Regions from separate parts of the Homo sapiens genome. Here region 1 is linked to region 2. A link is a loop called in an ENCODE intact Hi-C map of the cell type or tissue named here. Cell type or tissue: mammary epithelial cell. All regions are shown on one strand. Each heading gives the region's core, and the rest is flanking DNA. Links, peaks and the distances in the headings are about the cores only.

Region 1 (5,376 bases), core at 245-5,244, 1.0 Mb before region 2:
TCGTTTATTCAGGTTTGCATGTCTTCATGGTTCAGTCTTGGTATGTTGTATGTGTCTAGGAATTTATTCATTTCTTTTAAGTTTCTAATTTATTGGCATATGGTTTCTCATAATAGTCTCTAAAGAACCTTTAAATTTCTGTGGTATCAGTTGTAATTTCTCCTTTTTTGTCTCTGATTTTATTTATTTGAGTCTTCTTTCTTAGTCTGGCTAGTTGTTTTTCAATTTTGTTTGTGTTTCAAAAAGCCAGTGTTATGATTCATTGATTCTTTGTATTTTTTTAAGTCTTAATTGCATTTATTTCGGTTCTGATCTTTATTATTTCCTTTCTTCTACTAATTTTTGGTTTGGTTTGCTTTTGGTTTTTTAGATCTTTAAGATGGATTGTTGGGTTGTTTAAATCTTTACTTTTTTTGATATTGGCTTTAATTGCTATATCTTCCCTTTTAGTATTGCTTTTGCTGTATCCTATAGGTTTTGGTATATTGTGTTTCCATTTTCATTTTGTTTCAAGAAATTTTTAAATTTTCTTCTTAATTTCTCCATTGACCCAATGATCATTTAGAAGCATATTGTTTAATTTTCCTGTATTTGTATTATTTCCAAAATTCCTCGCATTATTGAGTTCTAATTTTATTCCATTGTGGTCAGAGAAGATACTTGAAATGATTACAATTTTTGAAGAAATTTTTTGAGACTTGTTTTGTGATCTAGCATTGAGAATGTTCCATGTGCCAAGGAGAAGAATGTGTATTGTGCAGCTGTTGGAAAAAAATGTTCTATAATATAAATGCCTATTAGGTCCATTTAGTCTGTAGTGCAGATTAGGTCTGATGTTTCTTTGCTCATTTTCTGTCCAGATGATCTGTCCAACACTGAAAGTGGGATGTTGAAGTCCCCAACTCTTATTGTATTTGGACCTATCTCTTTAGCTCTAGTAAAATTTGCTTTAGACATATGGGTGCTTCAGTGTTGTGTGCATTAAATATTTACAATTGTTATATTTTCTTGCTGAATTGGCCCCTTTTGTTATTATATAATGACTTTCTTTTTATCGCTTTTGTCCTGAAATCTAGTTTTATCTGATATAAATATAGCTACTCCTGCTTGTTTTGGGTTTCTTTTTGCATGGAATATTTTTTTCCATCCCTTCATTTTCAGTCTGTTTGTGTCTTCATAGGTGAAGTTGGTTCCTTGTAGGCAGCATATAGTTGGATCTTGTATCTATAAATATATATATAATATATATATTTGGAGCTTCCATATTTTATATATATATATATATATATATATATATATATATATATATATATTTTTTTTTTTTTTTTTTTTTTTTTTTTTTTTGGGGGAGGCAGTGTCTTACTATGTTGCCCAGGTTTCAAACTCCTGGTCTCAAGTGGTTCTTTCACCTTGGCCTCCCAAAGTGCTGGGACTACAGGTGTGCACCACTGTGTAAGGTCTTGTTTTTTTTGTTAAATTCATTCAGCCACTCTATGTCTTGATTGGATAATTTGGTCCATTTACGTTCAATATTATTGTTAGGTAAAGACATACTACTGCTGTTTTGTTACTTGTTTCTTGGTTGTAATGTTAGTCATTTCTTCCCTTCTTCTTGTCTTCCTTGGTGTTTGAGTAATTTTTCTCTGGTAGTATGTTTTAATTTCTGGCTTTTTATTTTTATGTTTCTATTATAGGTTTTTGCTTTGTGATTACCATGAGGCTTGCAAATAACACCTTTTAATCAATTATTGTAAACTGATGATAGCTTTAACTCTGATCACAATTAAAAGAAAAAAGAGCAATCAAAGAGAAAATAAAAAACTCTACATTTAATCTGTATCCCTCCTGTGTTTTGACTTTTTGTAGTCTCAGTTTATATTTTTTATATTGTCTATTTCTTAACAAATTGTTGTAGTTATTGTTTTTGATAGGTTTGTCTTTTAGTCTTCATACTAAAGATATGAGTGGTTTATACACTGCAATTACAGTGTTGGAGTATTCTCTATTTGTACTTACTTTTACAGTGAGTTTTATACCTTCAGATGATTTATTGCTGCTTGTTAGCATTCTTTTCTTTCAGATTGAAGAACTCCCTTTAGCATTTCTTGTAAAACAGGTCTAAAGTTGGTTTAAATCCCTCAGCTTCTATTTGTCTGGGAAAGTTATTATTTCCCCTTCATGTTTAAAAGATAACTTTGCTAGATATAATATTCTAGGTCAAGGGATTTTTTTTCTTCATCACTTTGAGCATGTTATTCCATTCCCTTCTGGCCTGTAAGGTTTCCTCTGAGAAGTCTGCTGCCAGACATATTGGAGCTCCTTCATATGTTATTTGCTTTTCTCTTGCTGCTTTTAGGATCCCCCCTTTGTCCTTGATCTTTGAGAGTTTGATTATGGTATATCTTGATGTAGTCCTAAGTGGGTTGAATTTTCTTGGTGTTCTTTGACCTTCTTGTATCTGGATATTCATATCTTATTGTTTCTTTAAATAAACTTTCTACTCAGATCTCTTTCTCTAGACCAAAAACTTTTGATTTGCCCTTTTGAGGCTATTTTCTAGATTTTGTAGGCTTACTTAATTTTTTAAATTCTTTTTTTCTCCTATGACTGTATTTTCATATAGTCTGTCTTTGAGCTCACTAATCCTTTCTTCTGCTTGATCAATTCTTCTGTTGAGACTCTGATGCATTTTTCAGTTGGTCAGTTGAATTTTTTGGCTCCAGAATTTCTGTTTGATTTTTAAAAATTATTTCAATCTCTATGACAAATTTATGTGATAGAATTCTGATGAATACCTCCTTTGTGTTACCTTAAAGTTCGTTGAACTTCCTCAAGATAGCTCTTTTGAATTCCCTGACTGAAAGGTATCTTTGTCACTCCAGGATTGGTCACTGGTGCCTTATTTAGTCTGTTTGATAAGGTCACGTTTCCCTAGATTTTCTTGATGATTGTTGATGTCTGAGCATTGAAGTTAGGTATTTATCCCAGTCTTTGCAGTCTGGCCTTGTTTGTACCTGTCCTTGAGAGGGCTTTCCCAGAATTCAATGGGGATTGAGTGTTGTTACCAAAGCCTGTGGTCATTGAAGCTGTTTTAGCACTAGAGGGCACCCTAAACTGAGGAACACTGTGATTTTTGCAGACTCCTAGATACACAGCCTTGGTGTACTTGGTGGATTTGGGGAAGATAAGGGAGACTTCTCCAGGTTCCAGGTGAAGTCTGTTGCTCTTCTCTTTCACTTTCCTTCAAGGAGAAGGAGTTGGTGATATGGTTTGGCCCTGTGTTCCCACCGAAATCTCATCTTGAATTGTAGCTCCCATAATTCTCTCATGTTGTGGGAGGGACCCAGTGAGAGATAATTGAATCATGGTGGCAGTTTCCCCCATACTGATCTCATGGTAGTGAATAAATCTCATGTGATCTGATGGTTTTATAAGGGGAAACCCCTTTTCCTTGGCTCTCATTCTCTTCTCTTGTCTGCCGCCACGTGAGAAGTGCCTTTAGCCTTCTGCCACGGTTGTGAGGTCTCCCCAGCCAAGTGGAACTGTGAGTCCATTAAACCTCTTTCTTTTGTAAATAGCCCCGTCCTTGGGTATGTCTTTATTAGCAGTGTGAAAATGGACTAATACAGTCAGTCTCTGCACTGAACTGGAGTTGGGGAGGGGTGACGTGGGCACTCCCATGGCCACCACAGCTGGCACTGATTGGGTCACACCTGAAACTTATGACCTTCCAGATGAACACAGTACTGGGACTTGCCCAAGACCCACAGCCACTACTTCCTGCCTGCCTGCTGCTGCTGTTTATTCAAGACCAAAGAAGGGCACTTTAGGTAAAAGGGCATAGTTGGTGAATCCTGCTGGGACAGGGTCCATCCCACCAGGTCAGCAGATTGGTCTAGAAACACCACCCAGGAACAAAGGCTTGGAACTGGGAGCTTTAGGAATCTGCCTGTTGCTTTATTTTACTAGGCTGAGCTGATCCTCAGGTTGCAAAACAAAGTCCTCTGTACTATTTCCTCTCCTTCTCCCAAGCGGAAGGAATTTCTCCCTGCACTGCACTGCACTGCACTGCACTGCACTGCACTGCACTGCCTGGAGTTAGGGAGAAGTGATGCAGGCACTCCTGTGGTCACTGCAGATGGTGTTGCATGGGGTTGCACCCCAAGTCCACTGCCTCTGTGACCAGTGCAGCACCAGGGCTTGCCCAAGGACTATGATCTTAATCGCTGTGGCCTGACTGCCATTCAAATTTATTTGGGTCCCCAGGCCACTTTAGTCAGCTGGTGCTGAAGCTGGCCAGGATTAGAGTTCCTTCTGCTGGGGTGGGAAATTCCCCTCTGGCCCAGGGCTTGTCTAAATGCTCCCTCTGTGGGCACTGGCAGAACTCTGCCTGGTATTGTATTCCACTGTGATAGGGTGGTACTGAATTCCAGTGAAGAATCCCACACATAATTTGCTCTCCCTTCCCCAGGTGCTCAGGTTATCCCTTTGTGCTGTGTTGCCTGGGGTTGTGGGAGGGGTGGGGTAGGCACTGCAAGACTGTCCTTCCTACCCTCTTCAATGCCTCTTTCTTTGTTACTATGTTAAAACCAGATACACTATCTTTGTTATTATGTTAAAACCAGATCATAGTATCACTCAACTGAACTTTGGGTTCGTATGAAGGTGCTTTCTTGCAAGGATAGTTGCTCAGTCTGTTGTTCCTCGGGAGGGGATGGGCAATTGCTGGAGGATTCTATTTGACTATCTTGCTCTGCCTCCTCAAGGACTACGTTTTGAATAGCAAGACTGAGAACAAGTACCAAAGTCTGGGGGAAAAAGAGAGGGGGTGAGAGAGAAATCCTAGTATGGTTATGGTTACATAGGAAATGATGGCAAATCCCAGGAGTGGGAGAATTGGAAAAAGCTGTATCTGCTGTTTTCCTCCGTTTTATGTGCAGGAAACTTAGCTTAATGTAGAATCACCTGCCATACATAGGCAGTTACAGATTCCTGGGTTCCACCCTTGACTTACTAAATCAGAATCCCCAGGGAGGGTTTTGGGAGTTCACATTTTAAAAAAGCACCCCAAGTGATCTGTGTCATTAGATAAGTTTGGGAAACATTGACAAGAGTGTTGAGGAGAAAGTCAATTAAAAACTAAGCTAGTTTAAGATTAAATTTTAGAATAGATCACCGAAAACTATGTGTGATATAAGGAAATTTTCTCAGTCACCTGTAATTGTTTTCCTTATTGCTTGAAGAAATTTTCCATTTTATTGAATGCATTTTAGAGTTTTAAATACAAAACTTACATTATGTTTTATAGATTTAAGTTCAGAAAACTAGGAAAACAGTGGAGGTGAGAGAAAGTGGTAACAAAAAATTGAATGAAGA
Region 2 (5,376 bases), core at 235-5,234:
GCAACTTCGCTGACTGGTGGCAATTCTCTAGACTGCACCAACCAGGGTGACTGTGAGATCCCTAATGAATGCAAGCTTAAGGCCTACTGTGTTCAGAGGCTTCTTACCCGTCCCACCACAACCACACTCTGCTCCCTGGGATGTCACCAAGATCCCTTTCTACCACCTCCCAGTTCCCAGAGAACTGATGTCCTCATTGATTTTTACCTCTAAACAAGCTAATTAAGCAATAATCTTAAAAGAATCCATCACTCTGACAAGGTTGTTGATTAACAATCCTCCAGCCAAGCCAAAGTGCTTAATATCTCAGCAGAATGGTCAATAATGAGTACAGCAGTGGCACCCGGCTGCAGCAAAGCAGGTGATAGCTGTATCTGAGAAGACGGGTGCAGAATGGGTAATGGGCGCGACCTTGCCGCCTGGTGGAGGACAGAGGAGGGGAGGGTGGACGGGCTTGGGGCTGCACAGATGGGCCATCTCTAGCCAGACTCTAAACCATCCTTTCTGAGGCCACCAAATGCCCCCAGAGGACTTCTAAATCTCAGAGAAACTCTGGATCATAGGAGAAGGGTCATGTGAAAGGTGGTTAGACACATGGACAATTTTGGTTTTGTTTTGTTTTTGTTTTCCGAGACAGTTTTGCTCTCATTGCCCAGGCTGGAGTACAGTGGCACGATCTCAGCTCACTGCAACCTCTGTCTCCAGGGTTCAGGTGATTCTCCTGCCTCAGCCTCCCGAGTAGCTGGGATTACAGGCGCCCGCCAGCCACCACGCCCAGTTAATTTTTGTATTTTTAGTGAAGACAGGGGTTTCACCATGTTGGCCAGGATGGTCTGGAACTCCCGACCTCAGGTGATCCACCCGCCTCGGCCTCCCAAAGTGCTGGGATTACAGGCGTGAGCCACCACGCCCGGCCGACATGGAAAATTTTGCAGCTGTGTCAGTGATATACCCACTCAGAGAAGAGACAGGCAAGACGATAAAATGACTGCCTTTGAGAGGACAATGTTAAGTCCAGGGTAATGTTATCTTTCTCTTTTCTATACTTAAACACTCTTATTTTAAACACCTCTCTGTTCCCTTAAAAAACATTTTCTTTTTTCTGCCTTGGAGGATAGGCTCTTTGACCAAGTGGAATGTGGTAAAACACTGTCCCCGATGGTCAGAATTGTTGCAGCTTCAAATCCTCCAAGGTCCAAAGATTCCTGCCCATTCAATCAGTATCCAGTGTGGGCCACAGAAGGTGGAGCATCCAGGCAGCCCAGCAGGAGCATGCACCATCCAAGCTGCCACAGCTCCATCATCTTCACCTGACTTCATCTTGGTCTGAATCCTAGTCTCACTTTTGCTGTTGTTTGCATAAAGATTGGATGAGCTTGACAAGTACTCTGGACCAAAAGGAAGGAAACTGGCCCCACTTGTGATCTCTGGTCACTGACATGCCACGTCATCTTGCCTCTTTAAGAGTTTCCATTTCCATTCAACCACAAAGTCAGGCCCTCCCTATGGCTAAATTGGCAACATTAACCCACAGTGTGAGTAGGGCAGGGCCTAGGTTATATTCTCAGTCTTGCAACTGCCTCTGTCTGACATTAGTCAGATTCTCCAGTTGGGGGTTTTGCCTGGCCCCTAAATTCTTTCCTTCTAACTCCCTTGTTCTCTGAGACTCTGCCATGGCTTACGCCTAAAGGGCTTTCCTAGAGCCCAGTTCTCCCATTTCGCAGCCTGACAAATAAAATCAATTTCGCCTCTGTTAGAGCCATTGCAACTTCACTACCCATGTATTGAGCCTGGAGTAAGTGCTCAATAGATGTTAAGGGAGTGAATGAATGAGCACATGTGGTGTAAAGATACGCACCACGGGGGAGTGGACAGAGCACTGGGTGAGAACAGAGCACTGGGTGAGAACTCTGGAGTCTAAGGTTCAAGTCCCGGTTCTGCCTCCATCAAGCTGTGTGCCTTAGGGAAATGGCCTTCTCTTCTGGGCTTCCTTCTCCAAAAATGAAGGGGCTGGACTTGCAGATTTCTAAGGTTCCTTCCATGTCACAGACTTGGAGATCCACGTCCTAACAGATTCTACTCCGCAATCATCAGCGAGGGGCAGCAATTAACAGCCAGAAAAAAGCCCCTCCAATTCAGCAACAGCAGCTCTGCTGAGACCCATGCTCTCTGGGGCAGTAAGTCAAAACAGTCCTCCCCTTCTTTAGCCTGGGAGTTGCTGCTTCTTTTATGATGCTTGTGACAATGAAAATTAAAAACCCCTTTCACCTACCTGAGGTTGGCGGTTAAGCCAGCGTTCACATGTTTTGGGGAGGTTAAAAAAAAAAAAAAAAAAAAAAAAAAAAAAAAAAAAAAAAAAATCTGGCCACTGTGCAGCCGCAGATAATGGTGCGACAGTGACACCTAGTGGTCATCTCCACTAATTACTGCTCAGCCCTGCTGCTCAGCACTGCAAGCCAGGAGTTTGCCGGAAGTCAGGCCCTCCCTATGGCTAAATTGGCAACATTAACCCATAGTGTGAGTAGGGCAGGGCCTCGGTTGTAATCTTAGTCTTGCAACTGCCTCTCTGTCTGACCTTAGTCAGCTTCTCCAATTGTGGGTTTGGCCTGACCCCTAAAGTCCTTCCTTCTAATTCCCTTGTTCTCTGAGACCCTGCCATGGCTTATGACTTATAGTTGGGAGTCCTAGGCCCAGGTGGAGAGCAGGATATCCATACCAGGTAGGAGCAGCTCTAGGACCCCAGGGTCCAGCACTGGGACCCTGGGGTTCCACCCAGGATGATTATGCACATCCCTGTCCACACATTCAGTTCCACGCAGCCGCGAGGCAGGACCACACAGCCAGGCCATCAACCATGGATGTTACAGCCAAGGGCTGCCTCCATTTCAGCTGCCAAGGTAGGAGAAAGTAACAAAACCAGCCAGAGAGAAGCCTGGGGGAGCTGACTTTCTATTGGTGGCAGGGGGCAGTTCACCTGGTTTTGCCCACTTTGTGCAACAGAATCTTGCCCTCTTGCTGGGGTCTGTAGGGTTCAGATATCTCTAAAGAACAATGCAGATGGGTTCTTCTTAGCACATTTTACTGCCTATATGTACACCCCACAAACTACAAAGGGTGGAAAGGGAAGCTATGGGTTGAGGCTTTAGAACCTCCCCCACAGGTCACAAGTGCTCACGGTTTAACATGGCTGGGGACATAGTGGCTGAGCTTGTTGAGTCTTTCCTGAGTTCCACATTATTCTTTTTTTTTTAGATGGAGTCTCGCTCTGTCACCCAGGCTGGAGTGCAGTGGCGCGATCTCGGCTCACTGCAAGCTCCGCCACCTGGGTTCACGCCATTCTCCTGCCTCAGCCTCCCGAGTAGCTGGGACTACAGGTGCTGGGCTTTCTGCCACTTGAATCCTGTTTCTTATCACCCGTGTTTGGTCTGTGTTTATGAGTCTTTCTCCAAATGTCATCTGTCCGTACTGCATGGTTTCTACAGAAGACCTTGGTGCCTTCCAATATGCCCACCACTAAAATGCTGGGTGAGGCTTTGCTGATTTCCTCACCCTTACTCCTCATGGTTTTCCCCAGACCATGACCAGGAAGTATGCAATGGTCACACTCTGCGAGCCCTCAAAGGAGGAAGTCATTTGTTCAAGTTGGGGTTGCAAACTCCAGAGCTGCCATAGTTTCTGGCGGTGTGTGGTAATTTTCCCTTGTCATTAAATGACATATGTAAAAATGCTTTTCTGGGCCAGGTGCGGTGGTTCACACCTGTAATCCCAGCACTTTTGGAGGCTGAGGCTGGCAGATTGCTTGAAGTCAGGAGTTCGAGACCAGCCTGACCAACATGGTGAAACCCCGTCTCTACTAAAATATGAAAATTATCTAGGTGTGGCAACATAGCTTGTAATCCCAGCTACTTGGGAAGCTGAGGCAAGAGAATTGCTTGAAACCAGGAGGCAGAGGTTGCAGTGAGCCGAGATCGCACCACCGCACTCCAGCCTGGGCAACAGAGCAAGACTCAAAAAAAAAAAAAAAAAAAAGCTTTTCTGGAGGTGGAGAGAAGGTGAACTATTATTTTAAAACACCTACTATATAACAGACAGAGTCCAGTCAGGAGACAAAAATCACACCAGCAATTTGAATAAGGAAAATGTAATATAAAAAATTATAGGCCGGGCATGGTAGCTCATGCCATAATCCCAGCATTTTGGGAGGCTGAAGCAGGTGGATCACCTGAGGTCAGGAGTTCGAGACCAGCCTGCCCAATATGGTGAAACCCCGTTTCTACTAAAAATACAAAGATTAGCCGGGTGTGGTAGCGGGTCGCTGTAATCCCAGCTACTTGGGAGGCTGAGGCAGGAGAATCACTTGAACCCAGGAGGCGGAGGTTGCAGTGAGCCAAGATCACACTACCACACTCCAGCCTAGGCAACAAGAGCAAAACTCCATCTCAGAAAAAAAATATATATATTATGAAGTAGTAAAAGGTGTTAACTTCTAAAAGGGGCAAAAGAGGACTCTAAGGAATACAGGAATAATAAGTGCAGGAAGCACTTACTATTATAGAGGTAGCCCTGCTACCTCTAGGGCTGGGAAGATTACCCAGAGGAGGAGGTTAGAGCATGGATGAGAGTCCCACCTTGAGGGAGAGAGTGTGGCTGCAGACCACTGGGCAGTGGAGAAGGTCCGGGGTGCCAGTGGACTGGAGCTGGAGTACAAGAGCCTCCTCTGCTGGATGCTGGGGAAAATCACTGGAGAAAGCGCCACTGGATTTCCCCCTGCTGGGACAATCACACTGTGGGAGAAAAAAGGCACACTAGAGCCAAGAGGAGGAGCTCGTCCTCTGCTTTACCTTGCAGTGTCCAGGAGGAGCCAGAAGGAGGAGCTGGTCCTCTGCTATACCTTGCAGTTTCCCTCTAGCACCCTCTACTGACACAGTGTAACATTGCAACAGCTGACGAAAGAGAATTAGTAACAGGGTCCAGCTCCAGTATTACAAAGTAGGGCAAAGAAGAGTGGATTTGCAGTTGACAGGCAATAAATTGACAACAGGCACACCTACTCTGTGCCAAGCCCCATGTTATGCATTTCCAGCACGAATCTCATAATCTCATTGATAATTATTTGAAATAGATATTATAATTCCCATTTTAATGTTGAGAAAACACTAAAAGCTAGGAGAAGTAATCTGAGAAAAATATGCAGCTAGTATACTTTAAAATATGCAACAGGGCTGAGCTGATGTTTCACTGATGGGTGTGTGACTCTAGAGTATGTTTTTCTGGCTGGGCAACGTGACTCCTGCCTGAAATCCCAGCACTTGGGGAGGCCAAGGCAGGCAGATCACCTGAGGTCAGGACTTCAAGACCAGCCTGGCCAACATGATG

The links. A loop is a pair of places that touch in the nucleus more often than their neighbours do. Peaks named below come from ENCODE experiments on the same cell type or tissue, not always from the same donor. Only the 100,000 strongest peaks of a DNase experiment are listed, where the experiment ranks them.
Region 1: a loop joins it to region 2, with 32 times the contacts of the local background. A loop is called at or near these places in 6 of 110 quality-filtered maps.

The regions. Positions count from the first base shown.
Region 1 is chr2:31,727,603-31,732,978 of GRCh38, reverse strand. It overlaps LOC107985862 (a long non-coding RNA gene), which reads left to right and starts at 3,692. Exons shown (of 6, transcript XR_001739388.1): 1 at 3,692-3,830. In mammary epithelial cell, for the core only: a CTCF peak has its summit at 3,094 (motif pointing right); a DNase peak (open chromatin) is centred at 3,098.
Region 2 is chr2:30,711,298-30,716,673 of GRCh38, reverse strand. No RefSeq gene overlaps it. Among named protein-coding and RNA genes, the nearest start is that of CAPN13, 93 kb to the left of the region's middle. RefSeq lists a silencer at 1,544-1,603. In mammary epithelial cell, for the core only: CTCF peaks have their summits at 2,411 (motif pointing left) and 4,882; a DNase peak (open chromatin) is centred at 4,903.